Linked DNA regions of Homo sapiens: regions 2 and 3 are each linked to region 1. Evidence: chromatin loops called from intact Hi-C (ENCODE). Cell type or tissue: Caco-2. All regions are shown on one strand. Links, peaks and the distances in the headings refer to the core of each region. The heading gives the core; the rest is flanking DNA.

Region 1 (7,772 bases), core at 1,380-5,379:
ATACGGAAGCTGAACAGTCACAGCGTGGACTGTTCTGGTTATCAATTTATTGTCTCTTAGTTCGAAATACCCACTTTTTGCCTGCCCTGTGAAAATGGAGCTGAACCCTTTAAATATTTATCTTTTGTTAAAGGAAATGGAGGCTAAGTTTTACCATTAAAGATCTGTGGAGAGAGGCTGTAGGAGAAAAGTCTTTTGTTTCCTGGTCCCTGTCTGCTTGCTCAGTAGGTCCGTGCCATGCACACAGCTTCCCCAGGACCATCTCCTGCCTTCAGGGTGGCTTTCACAGCAGCAGTCTCCTATGGCATGCAAAGCTTTTGCAGTGCATGGAGGCCAGCAGCACCCAGGGCTAGCACCCCATGGTACTCCCAGCCTCAGATGTGTTTATAGCAAATTGTCTCTCATGAAACACTTTTCCTTGAGCAGCTTCCCCTTGCACCCAAGAGGGCAGGCTTCCAGCAAGTTTTGCTGGTGTGGCAACACAATGGCTTCTCTTCCGTCTTGTGAGCACTGGCCTCTCCAATAAGGTCTGGACCTCAGTCCTGAGGAACCTCTTGCTTGGGTGCTCTACCTTAGTCTCAGGTGTAGTGACTCCTCTTTGTGTTTGCTCTTCCTATATTCTCTGATGCTCCCTTTACTTCTAACTAGACAGTCCCTCACTGTAGTTGATAAGTTCTTATTTTAGATATTCCCTGTTTAAATTGCTGTGTGATTTTCCTCTACTGATTGGACCCTGACTGATACACCCAGCTACTGCACTGGGTACTGAGGAATGACTAGAATTTGGATAAGCAAAGAGGAAGGAGAATGGGAGATTTCAGCTAGAACAAGAGCATTGAGATTCATGTTTTTCATATTTATATTACTTTCTTAAGGATGAAAGATGATCGTTAAATATTCTGAATCTGATTATAAATTCCTTGAGGCAAAAACTATGTCTGATTCTTCCACAAGGTGTATAATATTGGAATGCTTGATGAAAGATCAAAATCTTGTGGTCACTGGCTGGTCAATCAATTTAACCATAACTGAGACTGGAGGAGAAAAACGTCATTGCAGCACTTCGGAGAGAATAATAAATTAATAATAAAATAATGATAATAATGTTAGAAAAAATATTGAGTGAATATTATGTGCCAGGCTTTATATTACTGAGCGCATATGTAAGGACTTGCAAAACATCTATAAGGTAAATATAATTATTATACCTGAAGCACTGAAAGGTTGGGCAGCTTGACTATGTTCAGAAAACTAATAAATGGCCAAGGCAGGTTTTAAACCAAAGCCGCCTGGTTCCAGAGCCACTAGGCTCACTACACAATATGATTTCCCAACAATGACCCACTCCTAGGTCACACTACACAATACTATTTCCCAACTATGCTTAGTGTTGTGGTTATAACCCCACAGCAATAAAGATCTCTTCTTTCAAATTCTAGGAAAGCAGAAGATGGTGATCTTTGTACATTAATGCAGAGCCCTTTTTCTTGATGTTTTCCATTGAGATTTTTAAAAAGGAAGAATTTCAAAATGCTCCTTTCAAATATTGGGTGCGGGTACTGACATGCTCTGTATATTAACGGATGTACCTTCTTATAAAAAGTTATATGTCCCTGGGCTCCTACCCTCCAGGGTATTTACTCTTTAGTCCCATTTTTAAGGGATTGCAGCTGTGAATGTTTGGGGTCCATTGAAGAGATTCAGAGAGCAACAGACAGAGCTCATATCTGGAGAAAAATTTCCTACAAATGTTAGATCTCCTGAAATGGCCTCTTCTCGTTACCTTCAAGATCTGCTCTGATTTCCTTGTCATGTGCTGAAGTCACTGTAAATATGCACTGGCTCACACCCAAGTTTTTCATCTCCACATTTCCTTTCTTTTCTTTTTTCTTTTTTTTGAGACACGATGTGCTTTTAATCTAGAAGTTTTCGAATCTAGGCCCCTTCTCCTACCTGGATAGGAATGCTACCCAGGATCCCACCTGGGTGACTGACACTTTATGATTGCTTTGAACTATAAAAATACCGATGATATTGTTTCTTCCACCTGAAATGTTTCTTTTCTCCCCTCCATCTTATCTGGCATGATCACACTCAAATAGGATGTTCTTTATGAGGACTTTCCCAGCCCCTCAGAAGAATTAGAGTTCTCTGCTGTGCTCTAGAACACTTGGCTGTCGTCTCTCTATTAGACGTCATTAGGTTGTGCTGGAAATGAAACAGGCCTGCCTCCCCTTCAGACCAGAAGCTCTTGGAAGGTGGAAGACTATCTCATATCCCTATCTGCTTTGCAATGGCCTGACATTATGACTAGGACTAAGTAGGTGCTCAATAAATATCTCTTACTTTAATAAATAGATGAATAAGTGAATTAATTGGGCCCTTTTACAACACAAACAAAATTTGTGGACCTGGGAAAACTATGTCACTTACTTTAACCTTAGTTTAACCATCTTTAAAATGAGCCAATGTGATCAGATGATCTCAAAGTCCCTTCAAATTCTGTCATCTTGTAGGCATGTAATTCAGTAAGTATTTCTATATATTGCCTCTGAGTTTGACTAAGAAACTTCCATATACATCCAAAGCTTGTTCATTATTCCAAATGTTATGTACAACATCAACTCCAAATATCTCAGGTAGAGGACTTATGTTAGTGTAAGAGAAAAGTCACATTAATCATTTAAGCATCCTTTTGATCATTCGGCTTCATTAGCCACAGCTTTGGAAGTCTGGACAGCAATCTATAAATTTGAGACCGGGTGAAATTAGCTTATTTGATGCTGTTATAAAACACCTCCAACATGTCTTCTTCTACACTTTCATTGAGAAATGCAGTGAGGGACCAATTGTTCTTTTGCTATTCTTATCTAAGTTTTTGGTGTAGAGAGCTTTAACCTACAAAATCTAATTAAATCCCCCTCTTTTTTTGGGTCAGATCTGAGCCTAAGAGAAGAGAGAAAAGAAGAAGGCCTTGAGACATTTGTACACAAATCCAAATGACAATTTTAGGAGGAAATACAATTGTCAGGGAGGCTGCATTCTCAGGGACTTCTGTATGTTGCCATACCTAGAGCAGGCAGCCCAGACCTCCTTAAGTCCTGGGACCTTTAGCACAATTGAAATTACATCTCTGAAGATTCTTTTTCTTTTCTTTTTTTCTTTTCTTTTCTTTTCTTTTTTCTTTTCTCTTCTCTTCTTTTCCTTTCCTTTCCTTTTCTTTCTTTCTTCTTTTTTTTGAGACAGAGTCTCACTCTGTCACCCAGGCTGGAGTGCAGTAGTGCAATCTCAGTTCACTGCAAACTTTGCCTCTTGGGTTCAAGCAATTCTTGTGCCTTAGCTTCTTGAGTAGCAGGAATTATAGATGCACGCCACCACGCCCAGCTAATTTTTGTATTTTTAGTATGGAGTTTTGCATGTTGGCCAGGCTGGTTTCGAACTCCTGACCTCAAGTGATCCACCCACCTCGGCCTCCCAAAGTGCTGGGATTACAGGTGTGAGCCACCATGCCCAGTCTATGATTTTCTATCTATGAGAGAAGATCACCAATTTGGTTCCTTTGTCAATTTGAGACCAGTTATTGCATTATTTTTATTTTGACCTCATGCAACTATGAAATCATTATTTTCTCGGAAGGACAGTCTTTCTTTCTGTTTGACTAAGAAGTTAAATGAACAGTTTGTATTACAATCCTTTCACCTAGGAGGGGATGCTCTGCTCTTGAATTAGAAGCTTGGTAACAAACAGCCTCTTACGTCCTCCTTCCAGATGCCAGGCATTGCACAACTACAAATTATTGGCTGACCGATGCCAAGGGAGACAATGCCCCCAACTGGCCACACAAAAAAAGCAAAATGAAAATAATAATGAAGAAATTAGAGTGAAATTACTGACTTTCCTTTGTAGATGAAGAAACAGGCTCAGAGAAGTGAAGTGGCCCGCCCAAAGTTCCAAAACTAGTAAGTCTAATTCTAAAGCATGTAATTTTCCATGTGTGTGTATATATAACAGATTACATTTAAGAAATACAAAGTCCTAGACATTTGTCTGTTCACATTCATTCATTTCACACACAAAAAAGAAAAGAAAATTGAGGTGACGCACAAAGTGCTCAAAGGCATATATCATATAGAAAGGTTTAGAACTTGAGTCTCTTTAGCTTCAGCACATTGGTTGGTGTGGAGGTCCGCACTGAGGAAGGCTTGCACAGCTGTGGAAAGGGCACATGGCGAGGCTGCCATCAAACCCTGGCTTTAGCACTATCAATTATTGAACAGTGTATCATCTAAATTGTATCAACGAGAAAAAGCAGGCTAAGATAATAATCACGTTGTATGCATTTCATGATGAGTAAGCCAAGATGATGTGTGTATTTCCAGCATATCAGAGGCTCAATAAATGTCATGTCCCTCCTTCCTTGAGCGGGGCCATTTCATATTTTAATATTATTATTATCATTTCAAAACTAACTCATGCACATGATAAAAATTTCAAAAAGATGCAAAGAGTTAACAAAAAAAAAGGTCATTCACTTCCTAATGCCCTTCCCCAGTGGTAATCATTTTTAACCTTTTCTGATTTCTGTTATTCTCATCGTTAGCTCCATAATTCTAAATATTATTATTGTGGTTTTATTCATTTATTTATTCACTTAGTTACTTTAAATAATATACTTCAACTTTTATTTTTTATTCTATCAAATTGTGGTAATTTCTTCTCTCATGTGATAGAATGAGAAAATTATCACCCACCGTCTTTTGTTCATGTAACACTTTCCACAGTCAAATATGGCAGCTCTACAATTACTTTTACCTTGTCCAGGTTCACAATGTAATTACATTTTATCACCTACTATAATGATTTTTTTTTTGTCTATAGGTTGATCTGTACATGGAAACTAATAAACAATTTTTAAAATATTTGAACATATCAATATTAGTAAGTGCTAGACCAAGTATGCTATCTGGACCAAGATGGAAAGAAAATAGAATTATTTGTCACTAATACTTTAATGTTAAAAGAGAATGATCCAAGCAATATATTCAGAGTGATTTTTTTCTTTGCTTTAATACTTTGAAGCATCACACATTTTAGTTTGCTTTATGTTTGACTCTTAAATTTACAATATAGTTTTATATTGATCTTAGTGTTTCTAGTTGCCTTTTTCCTGATTATCAAAGAAACATATCCCTTATTTACAATATCTATAATAATATCTATATTTTAAATTAATCATATTAATTATCTAGTGGTCCTATTTGGACTGATTGCTTTCCCAACTACTACATTGTTGTCTGATTGAGATTAAATAAAAATTAATCCTGGACTTCTTTCTTGAATCTCATGTCTTTCTTTTCAGTGTGTATGTGTTTATGATCTTGCTGCAATACCCTCAAGTATTTTATCACCAGAAAGAGTGGATAAAAAGTAACTTTCTGAGTTCTTATGTAAATGAAAATGTCTTTATTCCACAATGTTTTAGGATTTCTCTCGTTTCTCATGTTGTTGATGAGAAGTCGGTTGTGAAACTGATCACTTTTTGGCTTAATTTTTTCTTTTTGTTTAATTCTCTCTCTCTCTCTCTCTTTCTCAGCATCTAAGCTCGTCCTTTTTGTTCTTAACATGCTGAACTTTCACTAGGATGTGTACATGAGAATGTGGATCATGTTCCATTCATTCTGCTTGAGCTTCAGTGGTCCTTGCAACCTAAAGATAGCTAGTCTTAGGACAGGCGCAGTGTCTCATGCCTGTAATCCCGGCACTTTGGGAGGCCGAGGCGGAAGGTTCGCGAGGTCAGGAGATTGAGACCATCCTGGCGAACATGGTGAAACCCCGTCTCTACTAAAAATACAAAAAAAAAAAAATAGCCGGGCGTGGTGGCGGGCGCCTGTAGTCCCAACTACTCGGGAGGCTGAGGCAGGAGAATGGCGTGAACCCAGAAGGCGGAGCTTGCAGTGAGGGGAGATCACGCCACTGCACTCCAGCCTGGGCGACAGAAATTGCTGGTCTTTGACGCCGAAAATATTTGTTCTATTATTTATTTGATAAATTTCTCTTTTTTATTTTCTGTTCTTCTTTTCTGAAACATCTATTAGCCGTATTGTGGATACCCTGAATTGGTCTTATCTTTTAATTTTTCTCTTTCATTTACCTATTTTTGATGCTTGTTCTACTTTTTGTGAGAAATTCCTGATTTTTATCTTTCATATTTTTTATATTTTTTGGCCAATCATGATTTTAAAATAAATTTCAAATACATTTTTTCTTATTCTCCAAGTGTTCTTTTTTAGTGATTCTCATTTTGGCAAAAATTTTAATGTTATTTAAAATTTATCTAACAATAATTATACTTTTACATTCTCGTTTGCTCTCTGAATTAACTTTATTTCCTCTTCAAGAGATGAGTAATTTTCATTTCTTATCTTGCTTACCACCACCGTCCAGGTGTGGAGCAAATCTTAGGTGCCCATTCATATTTATGAATGAAGAATTCCTTGATTAATACAGATGGCTGCCATGGGTTTCCTTCAATGTTCTGCAGGTTTGTTTGCCCAGCAAGCCTTTCTCCTGAAGGGGGCAACTGATTGTGAACTATGTGTGAGTGTATGTGTGTGCATGTTGACTGGCAAGTATCAGATTGAACTTCGGGAGAAGACTGCCCTGCCTGCACCTTTCCACCTCCCACCAGCCTGTCAAATAAGAGTTTTACTCTGAGGACATCTCTAACACTTGGCCCTCAAGGCTACTCACGGCACCTGTTCCATTTCTATAGCATGTGGTAGGGAGTGCTCTCTGCCCAGAGGCAAGTCACACAGGTTTCTCTGTATAGGTTGAGTAGTTCAGATGGTCCACAAAGAGCCTTTTGATTAAATAATGTAGATAAGACTCCTTCATTCTTGGCTTTTCTTACCCACCAACTTCAAATTTTGAACCTGTTTAGGGATCTGTTAATTAAAGCAGCCCCTGCCTCCCACACATCCTTCTCCTCTCTGTTTTTGTTATCTACTTTCTTCAATATGGATTAGCCACTTACTTGAATTAATCTGTTTTTCAACTTTCAAAAGTTAGTTAAATTTCCCAGTATTTTGGTGTGCCTACTTTGTTTTTTGACATTATTATTTTATGCCCTGGTGTTTATTTTTCTGTATTCCAACAGAGATTGGGAAGAAATTGAAGGTCAATATGCATGTTCAGGTATCCATTATGAACCAGAAACACCCAATCATTTTTTTAAATATTGTAAACTTTTGAAGAGATTATATAAAATCTTTGATATTTTTTCATAGTTCTCTGTCTTAGTCTGCTTAGGCTGCCATAGCAAAATACTACAGGCTGGGTGCCTTAAACAACATAAATTTATTTCTCAAAGTGTGGAGGAAAGTCCAAGGTGCCGGGCAATTTGGTTCCTGGTGAAGACCTCTTCCTTTCCTGGCTTACAGAGGGCTGCCTTCTCAATGTGTACTCACATGAGAGGGGTGGGGGAGAAGCAGAGAGGGAGAGAGAAAGAGGAAGAGAAAGATACCTTCCTGTAACTCCAGAGCCCCGTCCTCAGGACCTAGTTAACCTTAATTACCTCCTAAAGACCCTATCTCCAGACATAGTGACTTTGGGGCCTAGGCTTTTAACATAAGAATTTTGAGGGGACATAATTCAGTCCATAGCAGCCTCTAATCATTTTATTATGAGGAAGGAACATTTTAAAATACAGGTTATAAAAACTATGAAAATCCTGGAAAACAACTTCCTGTTGACAATATCATCCTGGACATAGG
Region 2 (7,772 bases), core at 1,723-5,722, 79 kb before region 1:
TGATTATCGGATCACAGGCCGACAGAGATGATGCTGCCATGAGTGTCAGGTTGTACTCCTCTCCTGGAGGTAGAAGGGCTCCCCATGGAGCACAGCTAGCTGCCCAGGCACAGCCAGAGCAGGTGGGACCTCTCACTGACTCATCCTATAGTAGCAATAGGTGAACAAGTTTCACTTGATTTTACAATCCCCCTGGGTTTTTTCCCTTTCCTGTAACCTGAGAAATCAGCAGTTCTAGGTGTTATCTGCGGCCTTACAGTTTGAGGCAGCTCTCAGACAGTGGCGAGCTTTGCATCTTATGTGGCTGTGAGATGTTCTGAGAAGAGAAACTGAGGCCAGGAGATGGGAGGCCTGGGTGAACTGTGGGCTCCACCTGGGGAGATCCTGGGAACAATGACAAGTGTGCAGCCTTTCTCTGTTATAAGACATTGTTCATTTAACCTCACAGTTTTTTAGGTGAGGGAACAGAAACTCAGTTAGGATGTTGTGCCTGCTCTGGAAACAGTGGCAGAGCTGGGACCAAAACCAAGTCTTCTATGTGCAATTCCTATGTCCCTTTGTGCCAAAATAGAGAAGTCCCTTGAGCCTAAAAACCCAACAGTATTAGAATTTGTAAACTAAAGACAATAACATAGTAGATGCTTGTTATTAATCTGCTAATAACAAAATACCACGGGTTAGATACTTTAAGCACAGCAATTTATTTTCCACAATTCTGGAGACCAGAATTGGTTTCTTCTGAGGCTTATCTCCTTGGCTTGTAGATGGTTGTCTTCTTGCTGTGCCGTCACGTGGTCTTCCCTCTGTGTGTGTCTGTGTTCTAATCTCCTTTTCTTATAAGGATATCAGTCATAATGTGTTAGGGCCCACCTATATGACCTTCTTTTAACTTAATTGCCTCTTTAAAGACCCTATCTTCAAATACAGTCACATTCTGAGGCTCTGGAGTTAGGACATCCACATATGGATTTTAGGGGAGATATAATTCAGCTCATGACAATGCTTAACACATGTTTATAGTATTAAAAATATCTACTCACTACAGTTAAGGGAGTTTTGTGAGGCTTGATGGAGACAACTCATTCATTCTTTCAATCACAAAATGCTTACCGAAGATGTCTTCTTTAGATACTTGAGTGCTTTAGATACAGTACTGCATTGAACATTGCAGCAACATGACAGGCTTGTTGTCATTATTTCCATTTCACAGATGAGGAAGAGGAGCTTTAGGAAAGGATATAAATCTACTCCCAAAGTTGTACACAGAGAACGGTGGAGTTGGGATCGAACTTGCATCTCTGCGGACAACCTCATTGTTAGAAAAAAAGCAAGTGAAAATATTCTGTTTTCAGGATATTCTCTGAAATTCTGTTCCTTTCCCACGTGCCCAGCTTTTGCCTGCACTGAAATTATTAAACTGACAAGGGGGGCAGGTGGGTAGAATGCAGATACTATTGCTTTCAGAGAATCCAGCTCCATTGGGCAATCCTTTCTTACTGTCTCAGCCGGGAGAAAGAGCCCCTAGCCAGAGGGAATCAAATACTTTTCAAATGTCTCATTAAAATAAAAAGGTGATTCTTGCATTGGTCCTGTGATAAAGACTACAAAGCAGCACCATGAAAACTCCCTGGTTTACCCTTCTGAATAGGCCTCAGCTCCAGCAGCAGAATGAATTAGCGGCCACCCCATTATCTGTAACCCTTAGAGAGCGCAACCCAGGCTTTGATCTGCCAGTGTCAAGGAAACTGATAAAAACTCGTTCTGTTTCTAAGCTTTCCAGGCCTGAAATTCTCTTTTCCCTTCAGCACGCTATAAATGACCCTCTGAAGTGGCTAGGCATTCTTTCACAGTCTTGTTTCCAATCTATTCATAACCACGGTTATCAATTATTATACCAGCTGGAATTTCTGAGGGCCAGGAGGCTGTCAGGAGCTCTAATTGTGGTTCAGGGATAAAAGCAAAAACACACAAATTTTAACCAATCATAATTAACTTATTCTCCAAGTGCAAGGAAAAAAGAACCCCCCCCCCAAAACAAAACAACACAAAACCAAGGCCTATGAATCCCCTCCACTAATCACTCTTGAAAGCAGCCAGGAAGGGGGAGAGGGACTCTTTTATTACCATGGTCGCTCCTGATTGGCTCCCAGAGGAGGAGTGGGGCCAACTGGCAACCAGAGAAGTTCTTAAATCATCAGGGCTTTTTTTTTAATCTTAAAAAACCCTCATTTTTCAAAGTAGCATGATGTTTTCCAAGCTCCTGACAGAGCTTTGAATAAAGAGGCATCAATTTCTCATTGAACCCAAACAACTGACTGAGTGGCCCAAAATATTTCACTAAAAAGAAGTGCAGTGGCAGCTATCACATTAATAAAGGAGGCGCGTGTGACCTGGAAGGAGGCCCCGAGTCATCCGATCCCCAGGCGCAAGGTTAGGCAACAGGTTGAGCTGGGGAAAGCCTTACTTAGCACAGTCCCGGCACTTAGTAGGTGCTCAAGGGGCTAGCTCCTGTCCCCGCCCTGCTCCCTTCTTAGACTGGCCAACAGCCAGATGTCTTGGAGGCATCTGGCTAGTGGCAACGGCATCTGAATGGAAGGCCCATGATGTCATGGAAAAGGCACGGCTTTGGAGTGTGACAGCTCTTCGTTTTTAAGCCTCTCTGAGACTCAGTGTCCTCTCTTACAATGGTGATAGCAGGCCCAATTTGTAGAGTTGCTATGGGGGCAAGGGATAAAGCTCTTAGCAAAGTGCCTGACATAAGGTGGGTGCTAAGTAAATGTTTGCTGTGGCTCCCGATGCTGCTTTGGGGATATGTGGTCACTTCTGGCACAGGGCTTCAAAGACCACCTCCTCTTTCTATATTGCCTTTCAGCATCTGCACAGAATTCTTCTGCAATCCTTGTTAGGAAAGCAGATCAGAGGAAGGGTTAGAGTCGTCTTATAGCAAACATGCTGGGGAAGGACATCAAAAGAAGAGACAAAACAGCATTTTCCAGGACAAAGAAAAGAAGGCATTAATGAAACGATTAAGCAATATCATTCTTTCCATGTAGAGCATCTGGTTACAGAAAACCATATTTTTGCTTTCATCACTGGTATTTAGCACTGCGAAAGCACTGAAGAAGATCTCACCAGTGTGTATTTATATTGTGTTATGAGATCAAGAATCCAAGTGTATTTGTAACATTTGTTGATAGAATTGCAGCCCAAGGAGCTTGAGACTTTGATATATAAAAGATGTGAAGTATTCTCTTGGTAGTTTTTGTTCACAGAAGCAGACATAACCATGTCCTAAAATTTTTTCACAAAGGAGCATTTTCTTGAAATATTTACATACACGGTAGAAGAGAATATTTTCAAAACATGCTCCTCCTTGGGTCTAAGTTGGAGGATAGATCATCAGGATAATTAGTTTTAGCTGTCCCAAGAGTCAACCCCCCCCCCCACCCCCAATTGAAATAGCTTAACACAAGAAGAGTTATTCCTCACTCAGCTCACTCAGGTGACATCAGATGAGGGTGAGCATCCTTACTCCATCTTGTGGCCATGATGTGAGGACTATTCATCCAAGATTTTGACAACCTAGTAAGAGGCATACATTCCTGGGATAGCTTCAGCCACAAGTGATATAAATTACTTCCATTCATTCTGACCAAAACTGTGAATATGACCCTATTCTAATCACAAGGGAAACTGGAAAATGTAGGGGAGCACATGAAATATTTGCTGAGCAGAAATGGTCTCTGCCATAAGAAACATTAGAGATGGTCCCTTGGCTCTGTACCCATGGCATAGGAATGTTCTTAGGAGGGAAGAGAAATGAGATAAGGCTGTTGGAATGCAGGTTCCTGAACAGAGTAGCCCACGGCATAGGGTTGCCTCTGCCCCAGGCAGGAGTTTATAATCTCCAAAGCGCATGGGAATCTGTAGCAGTACCAATGAGTTGATATTTGGGGGCAATGCATGGAATTTTTTGGCACCAGCAATTTTCAGCACGGAGTAAGGATTTCTATGTCAAGCATAGATCAAGAAGATCCATCCGTACTCAGGAAAGGGACTCTGGAAAGGGGCTGTCAGGATGTTGATCAGCGGTGAAGGCCCCTGCTCACCAGCCTAGGGCTCAGGGTTGGAATTCAGCTGTAAGTGGAAACTGATGAGAAATGGCCACCTGCTGGAAGGCTGGGCAGGCAGAGAGACTAGTTCCATACAATGGGAGTAAGATAAGGAGGCTGTGGCCTTAGGGTAATGCAGGTGCCATGGTGATGTTCACCCCAATGAATATCTGCTAAGGGAGTAGAGAATAATTCTGGAGTGCACTGGAGGGATTTAAGGGAGTCCTATAAAGCCAAAAAGGTCAGAGTGGGCTGAGCCTGCAGGGGGGTAGGTATTTTTAATGGTTTCTGGGAGGGGCTGGGCAGACTAGGACAGATAAAATATATGATATGTTCCTATACAGTGATGCCTGAACTGATAATAATTGCTGCTACTTTAAGTGACTTTTGGGTCAGCTTCTCTCTTTCAAAGCTAATCATCTAAAGGAAGAATGAGATCCTACAAAGGACTCAGTAGGGCAAGTCTGGCAGAGAAGAGACTTATGATAGTAATTGTGAGCCTGGTACATGCAGTGCTTTTCATTTTAATCCATGTGCTGATTTGTCCCTCACTGAGTTTATTAGGCAGGCAAGGATTATATTTGTTACTATGATATTAATGAGGAAGCTGTGATCTTTTGGAAAGCCAAAGTGATCAGCTCATAGATGAGCAGCTAACACATCACTGCTGGAATTCAAACCCAAACCTTCTGATTCTAGTTCTGTGATATTCCTTGCCTGTTAGCAGAAGGAAGCAATGACTGTAAGAGCTGCTGTAGTGGCACCTGCCACTTTTCCTCCTTCACTTTCTCCATCATCATTATCAACACCCTCATCACCACCCTCAACATTACTATTATCACCATCATCACAACCACCAAACTCACAACCATCAACTCCAACATCACCTCCATCATTACCATCATCATCACCATAATCACCATCATCATCACCACCATCACCACCATTATCACCATCATCACCATCAATACCATTATCACCGTCAGCACCATCATCACCATCATTATCAACGCCATCATCACCATCATGACCATCATCATCATCATCACCATTATCGTCATCATTGCTATCATCATCATCTTCTTCATCCTAAAGATAATCCCATTGCTCAGCAATGAGTAATACCTATCCTTTCAGTTTGTTCCTGGTGGCATTGAGTTTGCATTAATTCATTCAAAAATCCTCACTCACTTCCTAACCAATAATTTTATTCAACAAAGGGTGATAATTATTTGGTGTAAAAAATAATAATCATCATTTCATTTAGCTTCAAATTTTCTCCTTGTACCTTCTCAAGGGGCAGCACAGAAGACCCAGTTTTATCTGAGAAACCAAGGAAAATGAGTCTAGGAGGGTGAGAATGGTCATTTGGTCATTCAATCTATCAATGAACAGCCACTACTATACCATGTAGTGCTCTGTAGTTACCAAAGACAGCACCTACTATACCATGTGCTGGCTTGGGGCTAGATGGTGGCATAATAGAGATAAATAAATTTCATTCCCTGCTGTTGGGGTCTACAGTCTGGTAAATGCTACGCTTCATTGGATCTCTGTAGAAGTGAATTCTTGATTCTTCCTTTCTAAATTTTATTTTATTTCAACAGTTTTGGGAGAACCGGTGGTTTTGGTTACAAGTATAAGTTCTTTAGTGGTGATTTCTGAGATTTTGGTGCAAATAACATCAGGAAAAATCTCTTCTTGATTTTTTTTTCATCTCCAAAGTTTTTGAGCTCTATCTTCCAACTCAAACATTGGGCCAAATGTTTGAACTTACATGTAGAGAACACATTTGAGAATATTATCCCATGATTGTACCCTAGACCACTAGGGGGTCAGCAAACTATGGCCCAAATCAAGCCACCTGTATTTGTTAATAGGGTTGTGTTGGAAGACAACCACACCCACTCATTTAAATATCAGCTACGACCACTTTGGAGCTACATCAGCAGACTTGAGTAGTTTCAACAGAAAACATATGGCCTGCAAAACCCAAAATAACAAATATCCTGCCCTTGAGGAAAAGTGTCCTGGCCTCTGCCCTAGATTCTGCCTTAGATCCTGTTATTATAAATGAACTATTGTGCCTGTCTAAAGCCATGACCTCTACTTGCACACTAGTTCTTATTCCCCCATCTACTCAAGAACATCATGTTGACTAGTTTCCCTTCATCAGTTTTTCACACTCTACTGGATTATTCCATCAGATTACAAACATGCTGTTATTTCTCACATTTTAGAATACAAAACAAAACCTTCTTCTGCCCCTCTTATTCCACCAGTTACTGCCCACTTCTCAATACTTCTTTGCAGTGCAACATTTCAAAAGAGTTGCCAACTCTTATTCCACTTCTACTACTCTTTTTTGAACTTACTCTGACATTGCAACTGTTTTTGTTAACATCACTGATGACCTTCAGTTTGCCAGATCCAATGGTCAGTTCTTGGTCTTCATCTTACTTGACCTCTCTTCAACAGTTGACACAATCAATCCTCTTGCCCTCTTCTGCCTTTACTCCTTTTCCTCACCTGACTTCCAGAACACAGAATTTCCACGTCTCCCTCCCACCTCTCTTCTGCTCCTTCTCAGCCTTTTGTCTGATTCCTCCACTTCTCCCATAGTCTAACCTTTGGAGAGTTTGAGATGCAGTCCTTGGTCTCTGGTTCTCTCTTCACCCACTTCCTTGATTTTTTCCTTTACTTTTGTCGTAGTCAGTTCAGGCTGCTATAACAAATTAGCCTAGTCTGGGTGGTTTAAACAGCATTTATTCCTCAGGGTTCAAAAGTCTGGAAGCCCAAGATCAGGGTGCCAGCATGGTGAGAGCCTCTCTTTTGTTGTATCCTCTCATGATGTTTCCTTGGTGCAGGCACAGAGAGAGATACAGTAATTCCATTACGAAGGCCTTGCCCTGGTGACTCATCCAAAACTGATGACCTCTGAGAGGTCCAGTCTCCACATACCATCATATTGGAGATTAGAGATTCAACATATGAATTTGATGGGCACACATTCAGTTCACAGCAAGTCACATGGCTTTAAATACCACCTATATGCCGAAGATCCCTAGATTTTTACCTCTGCCCTAGTACTTTGTCTTTTTATAAGGCTTGTATCTCACTGCCTGCTCAACAGATACGCGTGACTGTGGATGAGACATCTTAACATTAACATAAGGAAAATGGAAACTTTAATAACTCCTCCTCATATGCACAGTAGTTGAGGCACTTACACTGTTTAAGCCCCACACCTTAGTCATTCACGTCTCTTCTTTAACATCCCATGTCCAATCCATCAGGAAAGCACACCAGTTATATCATCTTGTCCATTGCTTTGCTACCTATGAGTCTCCAGGCATCTCTCACCTGGATATTACTACAATTGCTTCCTGTTTTCCCTGCTCCTACAGTGGCTTGCCAACTCCCCACCAAGCCCCCACTCACCACATCCTCAGTCTATTCATAACAGAGTGGTCAGCTACTCTTTTAAAAATAGGTCCGACTGTATCCCTCCTCTCCTTAGTTCTCTCCAATGGCTCCCCATTTCACTCATATTAAAAGCCAAAGTCCTTCAACAGGCTGGTAGGACTTTTTAAAATTTTTTTATTTTTTTATTTTATTATTATTATACTTTAAGTTGGTAGGACTCTTATGTCACCTGGT
Region 3 (7,772 bases), core at 1,723-5,722, 94 kb before region 1:
TGTCCCTGGTTGAGCTCCTGCTTGCAGTTGCTAGTTACAAGCCAATAAATTCTGTTTCCCCCGCACTTAGACATGCCCCTGAGCCATGTGTCCAGCCTGCTGGACATTTCTTCCTATTCTGCAAGACCTGGCACATAAGAGTTGCTCAAGAACAGTCTGGCCTCTTTAGGGCCCCAGCCAATTTCTATACAATATAGTGAAGCTTGGGCACAGCAGCCTTGACTCTACCCAGAACAGCCTAGTGTGTGTGTATGTGTGTGTGTGTGTGCATATGTGTGTGTGCGTATGTGTACGTTTGTGCATGTGTTTGTGGCAGCTCTAGGCTCCACTGTTCTCCATTAGAGATGGAGCACATTTGATAATATGGAGCTATGGTCACAACTGCCAGGTGGCATGTAGCTACTACCTAGAGAGAAGGATGAAGGAGAGGTTCGCTGAAGAGCTGGAGCCAGTGGCAGGCAGAAGTAATTAAGGCAGCTTTCACAATGCTATGGAAGGCCTTGGGCTGTATCTGGCAGAAATCATGGCAGAGACAAAATGGAATCCTAAAGTTTCAGAGATTAAAGTGAAAGTTTGTTTCCAAGTTCAAATACTAATTTCTTATATGTTTAGCTTTTAACTTTCCATAAGTGTGGGCAGAATTGTTGGCATATGAAAATGCCACATCCCTGAACCTGACATAGGACAAAAGGAGAAGTGTTTGGTTTTGGATTTAGACAAAGCTTGGCTCCTCTGATAACTGTATGACTTTCGTCAACCTATTTCACTTTTCTGAGCCTCAGTCATCTGTATCAGGAGGGTGACAACATCCTGGTTCTCTCATTCACTCAACATTTATTGAGAGCTTTGTTAGTCCCTGGCAAGAAGCTGGGTGCTGAACTGCTGAGATAACTCAGATATGTCCTTGCCCTCGAGGACTGTAGAGAATAGAAGAGGAAACGGGCACACATGCAAGGAACAGGTGTCAGCTTAGTCTGAGGAGTGTGGAAAAGCAAGAAATAAAAAACCATGCCCAGGTTTCTGGCTTTAGAAATCAGGAAGAGGATGGGATCGACTCAACCATGGAGAGGAGGAACCCAGGAGAAGGGCCAGGTTTAGGGTGGGAAGAAGATAAAGTTCAGTTTTGACCATACAAGGTGTGAGATGCTTGCAGGGTGTCCACGTAGAGACGCTCGCCAGGAGAGAAATGCATCTGTCTGGACGTCAGGAGAATCTCTGGAGTTGGAAACACCTATTTGGAGTCCTCAGCACAAACCCATTCTGTGAGCTCCAGAGCAGATGAAAATGCTCTGAAAGTGTATACTAAAAAGACAGCCACCTTGACAAGGGCAAGGAAGGAGAAGGCTGAGAAGGGCTCCTTGCATAGGTAGGAGGAAGAACTGAAGAGCATGGGAATATAGAAACCCGGAGCAGGAAGAGGGTCAGTAGTTTTGAACACTGCAGAATTCAAGGAAGAAGAAGACGACAGAAACACCTCCGATGGCTTAGCAACAGAGAGGTTCTTGAAAGCAATTTCAAGGAAATAATAAGGCTAGAAGGTCTGGCTTAGACAGGAGAACTCCTGACTCTTCTAGTAAAACTTGAGGAAGACTGGAAAGAACAGGATGTAGGTAAGTTTGTGGAGGATTCGGCAAGATGTTGTTGGATTTTCTTTCTAGGAATCTTTCCTTCCTTCCTTCCTTCTTTCCTTCCTTCCTTCCTCCCTTCCTTCCTTCCTTTCTTCCTTCCCTCCTTCCTTCCTTCCTTTCTTCCTTCCTTCCTTCTTTCCATAGGTTTTTGGGGGAACAGGCAATATTTGGTTACATGAGTAAGTTCTTTAGTGGTGATTTGTGAGATATTGGTGTACCCATCACCCCAGCTGTATACACTGAACCCAATTTGTAGCCTTTTATCCCTCATCCTCCTCCCACCTTTTCCTCCTGAGTCACCAAAGTCCACTGTATCATTCTTATGCCTTTGCATCCTCACAGTTTAGCTCCTACTTATGAGTGAGAACATACGATGTTTGATTTTCCATTGCTGAGTTACTTCACTTAGAATAATCGTCTCCAGTCCCATCCAGGTTTCTGTGAATGCCATCAATTCATTCCTTTTTATGGCTGAGTAGTATTCCACTGTATATGTATACTACGGTTTCTTTATCCACTTGTTGATTGATGGGCATTTGGGCTGGTTCCACATTTTTGCAATTTGTGAATTGTGCTGCTATAAACATGCATATGCAAGTATCTTTTTTGTATAATGACTTATTTTCCTCTGGGTGGATACCCAGTAGCGGGATTGCTGGATCAAATGGTCGTTCTACTTTCAGTTCTTTAAGGAATCTCCACACTGTTTTCCATAGTGGTTGTACTACTTTACATTCCCGTCTTTCTTGTGGTTTCTAATTTGTGTGTGACACCATGACTGACACTTGCTCTTAGTCAGGGCCAGCTCGTGAGGTGGGAGGTCTGAGAGAGAGAGGGTCATTTGATATGGACTGAGGAGGATGGGCATGGGCCAGGCGTGGGAGGCATGGAAAAGTTTCAGGCAACATCACAGACCCAGATGGGGAGAGACTATCAGTTTGTACCAATGGCAACCTGTGTCCCTGTGATTTTCTGCAGGAATGCACCACACTCTCGATGTGCGTACAGAGAAGATGGCTGGCTGGCTGGATCCAGGGTTTTAATGTTTCCAGGTAAGTTTAAAGAAAAGAACAACTGACCTCCTGACAAGCTGATGGACAAGGGGAAAGCAGAGGGACTAAGAGATAAGCGGTCTCTCTGAAGTCAAATTAGCGGAACGCTGAGGTAGCAGGATGAACTGAGAAAAAGCTGGATGGGTTTGAGAGCTGTGATCAGAGACAGACAGATCTGCACTCAGGGTTTCAGGGCTGGGAAAGCTCCAGGGAATGCAAGTTCCAAGGTGAAGTCATGGGAATGGGTGGCTGAAATGGGATGGAAGGAAAGGTGACAGGAACTAGGTTGATGCCACTCAGGGAAAGGGTGGTGAGAAATCCCGAGATCTGGGAGTCAAGCTCCTTAGCCGGAGGACACTGTTCAGAAAGCTGTGCAGCTGGCTCGGGAAAGCGGACATCTATCCCTCCAGTGTGGGGAAGCAGGGGAGTGTACATGTGCATGCCAGGGATTCGGCCTCTGGGCTTTGGTAATTTGGCAATATGCCACTCCCATCAAGCCTCTGCAGTGCTCTGTTGAGCCAGATTCTTCCCAGAGTCCCTGATTCCTGATGCTGAGCCTACCCCATCACCTGCTCTCCAGAGCCAGCCCTTGAAGGCAGCAATTCATCCTCCAGTGGAGCCCTCAGCAGTGACTGGGGAGCCCTAGCCCCTGGGTCAGCCAGGACAGAGCAGCTGCCATCGTTGGCTGAAGGCTACTTCTTGGCATTCGACGGCAGGTTTTGTTTAGACACAGGAGGCACATTGAGAAATGCTTCCAGACTTGTGCCTGGGGACATGGGGGAAGCAGAAGAGCACATGGAGCATTTTAAAGCCTTCAAAAGGAGTTTTGGTGCCTGGCCCCGCCCTAAACGTTTGCACCCAGATATGGTGTTTCCGCGTGCGGGTCTCATACCTGTGCCTGACAAGTGGGAGGCCGCTGACAAGCAGCCTCAGTGGCTCACAAATGGAGTTTGGTTTAAAGTTCAAGTCATAACTGGATGGTGCCTATTTGTCCCTGACCAAACTCAGCACAAAAAAAGGTTGCACTTTTTTTTTTCCTAAAAGGCAGCAAATGTGGACAAATATTAGCTCTTGGAAATAAAGGGGGAAGTTATTCATTCACTCAGCAGCATTTTCCAAGCCATCAATCTTCTGAGGATTTCTATTGCTTTAATCATCAAGGTTGTTTATTTGGAGCAATTTCTGAGAGAATAAAAGTACCTTTGGCCTTTATCTGCTGTCATCAAAGCATCCATTAGGGGACTGGAGCCCTGTAGGGAGGCTCAAGGGATTATTCCGAGAGGTTTTCTGAAACGCACAGGAATTCTGCTTTTTCTTCTCCCTGGTGCGGCAGTGAAGTTTAAACTGTAATCTGAAAGGTTGAGTTTATCGTCAGGTTTGTACCATTTGAACAGGATTTTGTTCAAGGCAAACCTACCCATAAAAGTATTTTAAGTGACCTGGAAAAAAGGCCGGCCTGCCTATCTGGAAATTGTGTGGCCTCTGACAGTCTCCGAGCCTTGGGGTTCTGACAATAGCACGATGGAGTCCCTGGCAGCCTGTACAGTAACAGGATGTCATCTTCTTGGGGAGGGTTGGGGGCAGAAGCAGGAAAGAAGCTGAGTGGTCCCTGCCCTGCCAGAAGGTGAAGCATTACGCTGCTTGGTGAACTTGAAGTGGGAGGAGAAAGAATTGAAATTATGTGGAGCCTGTGGGTAAATGCATCTGGGTGTACACACATATGCACAGACACTGCACACAGGTACACACAGCACACATGCATATACACACACACACACTCACACTCACTGCCCCGTGCCTCACAGGCGCCTCTGCCTCAGGTGCCTCCCAGCTCCAGTTCTGCCAGAATGCCACCTCCCTTCCACTGCCTCCCAGGCCCTTTGCACTCCTCTGCCTTCCAGGGCACGTCTTCAGGCCTCCTGGACCAGCCCCTGCCTGTCGGATGTGGACCCCTCAGAGGGACTACAGGACCCCCTGACTGTGAGTGCCCTTGCCCCTCTCTGGGTTCTGGGAAGCAAGGGCTGGGAACACTCTGCTCACTGGAAAACACATGAGCAGCTGCTCCATGGCTCAGCCTGAGTAAGCAAGAACGGCTGGTGTGGCCGCCTCCCCAGGCTTCTCTCTGTGTCCTGCTGTGTCAGCTGTGTCCCCACGCTCCGGAGAAGCCAGCTCAGCAGTCATCATAGCGGAGCATATGCCCCCCGCCCCCCGCCCCCACACAGCATAGAGATACACACACACCATAGAGACACACACACACCTCACACACTATAGAGACACACACACAGCATAGAGATACACACACACCACAGAGACACACACACACACACCATAGAGACACACACTTCACATCACTTAAAGACACACGTGCATTACACACACAGCATAGAGATACACACACAGCACAGAGACACACACACACCACACACACATACCACACACACCACACACACCACACACACATACCACGCACACCCCAGAGACACACGCACCTCACATACGACAGAGACAAACACACCTCATACACCACAGAGGAAAACACACACCACACACCACAGAGACACACACATACCACACACACCTCACACACCAGAGACACACACACCTCACACACCATAGAGACAGACACATACCACACACACCTCACACACCATAGAGATCCTCACACACCTCACACAGCATAGAGACACACACACACCACACACACCTCACACACCATAGAGACACACACACACCACACAAACCTCACACACCATAGATATCCTCACACACCTCACACACCATAGAGACACACACACACACCACACACCTTACACACCACAGAGTCACACACACCTCACACACCATAGACACACACACACACCGCACACACCTCACACACCATAGAGATCCTCACACACCACAGAGATTCTCACACACCATAGAGACACACACACACCACACACACCTCACACACCATAGAGACACACACACCATAGAGACACACACACCACACACGCCTCACACACCATAGAGACACACACACGCCACACACACCACAGACACACACACACCACACACACCTCACACACCATAGAGACACACACACACCACACACACCTCATACACCACAGAGACACACACACCTCACACACTATAGAGACACACACACCTCACACACCATAGAGACACACACACACACCACACACACCTCACACACCATAGAGATCCTCACACACCATAGAGACACACATATACCACACAGGCCACAGAGACACACACCTCACACATGACAGAGACACACATATACACCTTAGAGATACACACATATTCCAGAGACCCCTCTGTAACTATACATATCTCTATATGAATCTAGATAAATACAGATATAGATATACACACCACACACACACACACACACACACACAGGGACATCTACACAGAGACACCATGCCACAAGCACCATAGAGATATGCACACACACACATCATGACACGAATACCCTAGAGCTAGACACACACCATGACACACACACCTCTTAGTGACACATACATAGGAATGTCTGCATACACATAGATCTCAGACATCTGCATATCTCTATCTATTTCTCCATCTCTACACACACTGCAGAGACACACACAAGTACCCCACAGGGACATCTGCACACACACAAACCACACCACACACATATCACAGAACTACATGCACAGAGACACCTGCACATACTACACACACACATACACGCCATGGGAACATCACACACACACGCACGCCACAGGGACATCTACATACATACATACCCTACAGACAGATGTACACACACACACCCCATGGAGATATCTACACACACACACTCATCTGTTACAAAGGGAAGAAACATTCCAACCTTTGTGCGCAAAAACATGGCCACACAGGCAGGCAAACAACCATGAGATGGACACGTCATGTGCACGTACTGCACACACCCAAGTGTGGACGCCCCTCTGAAGCCTCCAAGCTGGCTTATCAGAGGCATCCCTGGACTGGGCCAGACCTGGAAAAGAGAAGGGGCAGTGCAGGAGAAAAGGCAGTCGGTGTTTGCACTGGAGCTTCCCAGACCCTGGAGCCCGCAAAACTCGAGATCAGAGCAGAGGGAAAATCCCTCCTGTGATGGGCGTTGAGACCAAGAGAGTGGGGAAGGGCCAAGCATGGTAGGAAGGGTGGCCTTTACTGCAGGCCCCATCGTTGACTTGCTCTGTGGCCTTGAGCAAGAGTCTCCGTGATCTGGGCCTCAGGTTCCCCATCTGTAAAATGGAGTTAATGCAAAAAGCAAATGACAGGAAACACGTAGAGGTGCGGGAAAAGATCAAAGCTGAGAGATTATTGCTATCTGTGTGGGTATTTTATTTATTTATTTTTTACTGGTAATAAAAAAAATCCCTTCTTGAAGATCTGCAATCATCAGAAAAGGAGGTACTAGATCATGTGCTACCAAGGATTATTAAGGGATGCAGGAGGCGTCTTCCCAACGCTAAGGTCTAGATCAAAATCAACCACATGCTTTTGTTTCTTTTCTTTTCCTTCTCTTTTTTTTTTTTGTGGTTATTTTCATGGCCGCTTCGCAGAGGAGCTGGGTTGCTGGGATGAGCACCAGGGCTCCTGAACACTGAGTCCAAGGCTCTGCCCTTCTCTGTTTTCCACAATGCCACAACTTTTTTAGACAGTGTTTTCAGGATAATCTATTTTTATTTTCCAGATTCTTGGGGGTGTCCCTAAGTAGAGTCAGATGAAGATGGGAGAAAGAGGGAATGCAGCTAGAAGGAGGTTTGGTGGTAGTGCCTGGCCGGCCTGTAGAGGCCAGCAGCCAAGTGACCATGGTGCTGGCAGCCAGCGAGGCACCCGGCCACCCTGCTGAGCCTCCATTCCCCTACTCCCTGGGGCTGCAGTGTGGCCATGAGCTGACCCTTCCCATACTGTGAAAGGTCTATGCCTAGCCTGTGATCCTGGTATTTTTGAAGTAGCTAGTTTAAACTTAAACTAAACTAATTTGTCCAGAAACTCTAGTGGAGCTTTCCAGACCCAAATTCATCACCTTCTATTGTGTGAAGGTTTATCTGAACCCCTTGGTGTCCCA

What was found. A loop is a pair of places that touch in the nucleus more often than their neighbours do. Peaks named below come from ENCODE experiments on the same cell type or tissue, not always from the same donor. Only the 100,000 strongest peaks of a DNase experiment are listed, where the experiment ranks them.
Region 2: it touches region 1 in a loop (2.4-fold over the local background); 2 of 110 quality-filtered maps call a loop at or near these places.
Region 3: a loop joins it to region 1, with 5 times the contacts of the local background. A loop is called at or near these places in 2 of 110 quality-filtered maps.

The regions. Positions count from the first base shown.
Region 1 is chr2:16,484,094-16,491,865 of GRCh38, forward strand. No RefSeq gene overlaps it. Among named protein-coding and RNA genes, the nearest start is that of CYRIA, 180 kb to the right of the region's middle. In Caco-2, for the core only: a CTCF peak has its summit at 3,834 (motif pointing left); a DNase peak (open chromatin) is centred at 3,788.
Region 2 is chr2:16,404,995-16,412,766 of GRCh38, forward strand. The region is part of intron 2 of LOC107985855 (a long non-coding RNA gene); the gene reads left to right. Among named protein-coding and RNA genes, the nearest start is that of CYRIA, 260 kb to the right of the region's middle. In Caco-2, for the core only: no CTCF peak of the experiment used is centred there; DNase peaks (open chromatin) are centred at 3,877 and 4,177.
Region 3 is chr2:16,389,647-16,397,418 of GRCh38, forward strand. LOC107985855 (a long non-coding RNA gene) reads left to right here. Exons shown (of 3, transcript XR_001739298.1): 2 at 2,607-2,680. Among named protein-coding and RNA genes, the nearest start is that of CYRIA, 270 kb to the right of the region's middle. In Caco-2, for the core only: no CTCF peak of the experiment used is centred there; DNase peaks (open chromatin) are centred at 3,545, 3,965, 4,125 and 4,795.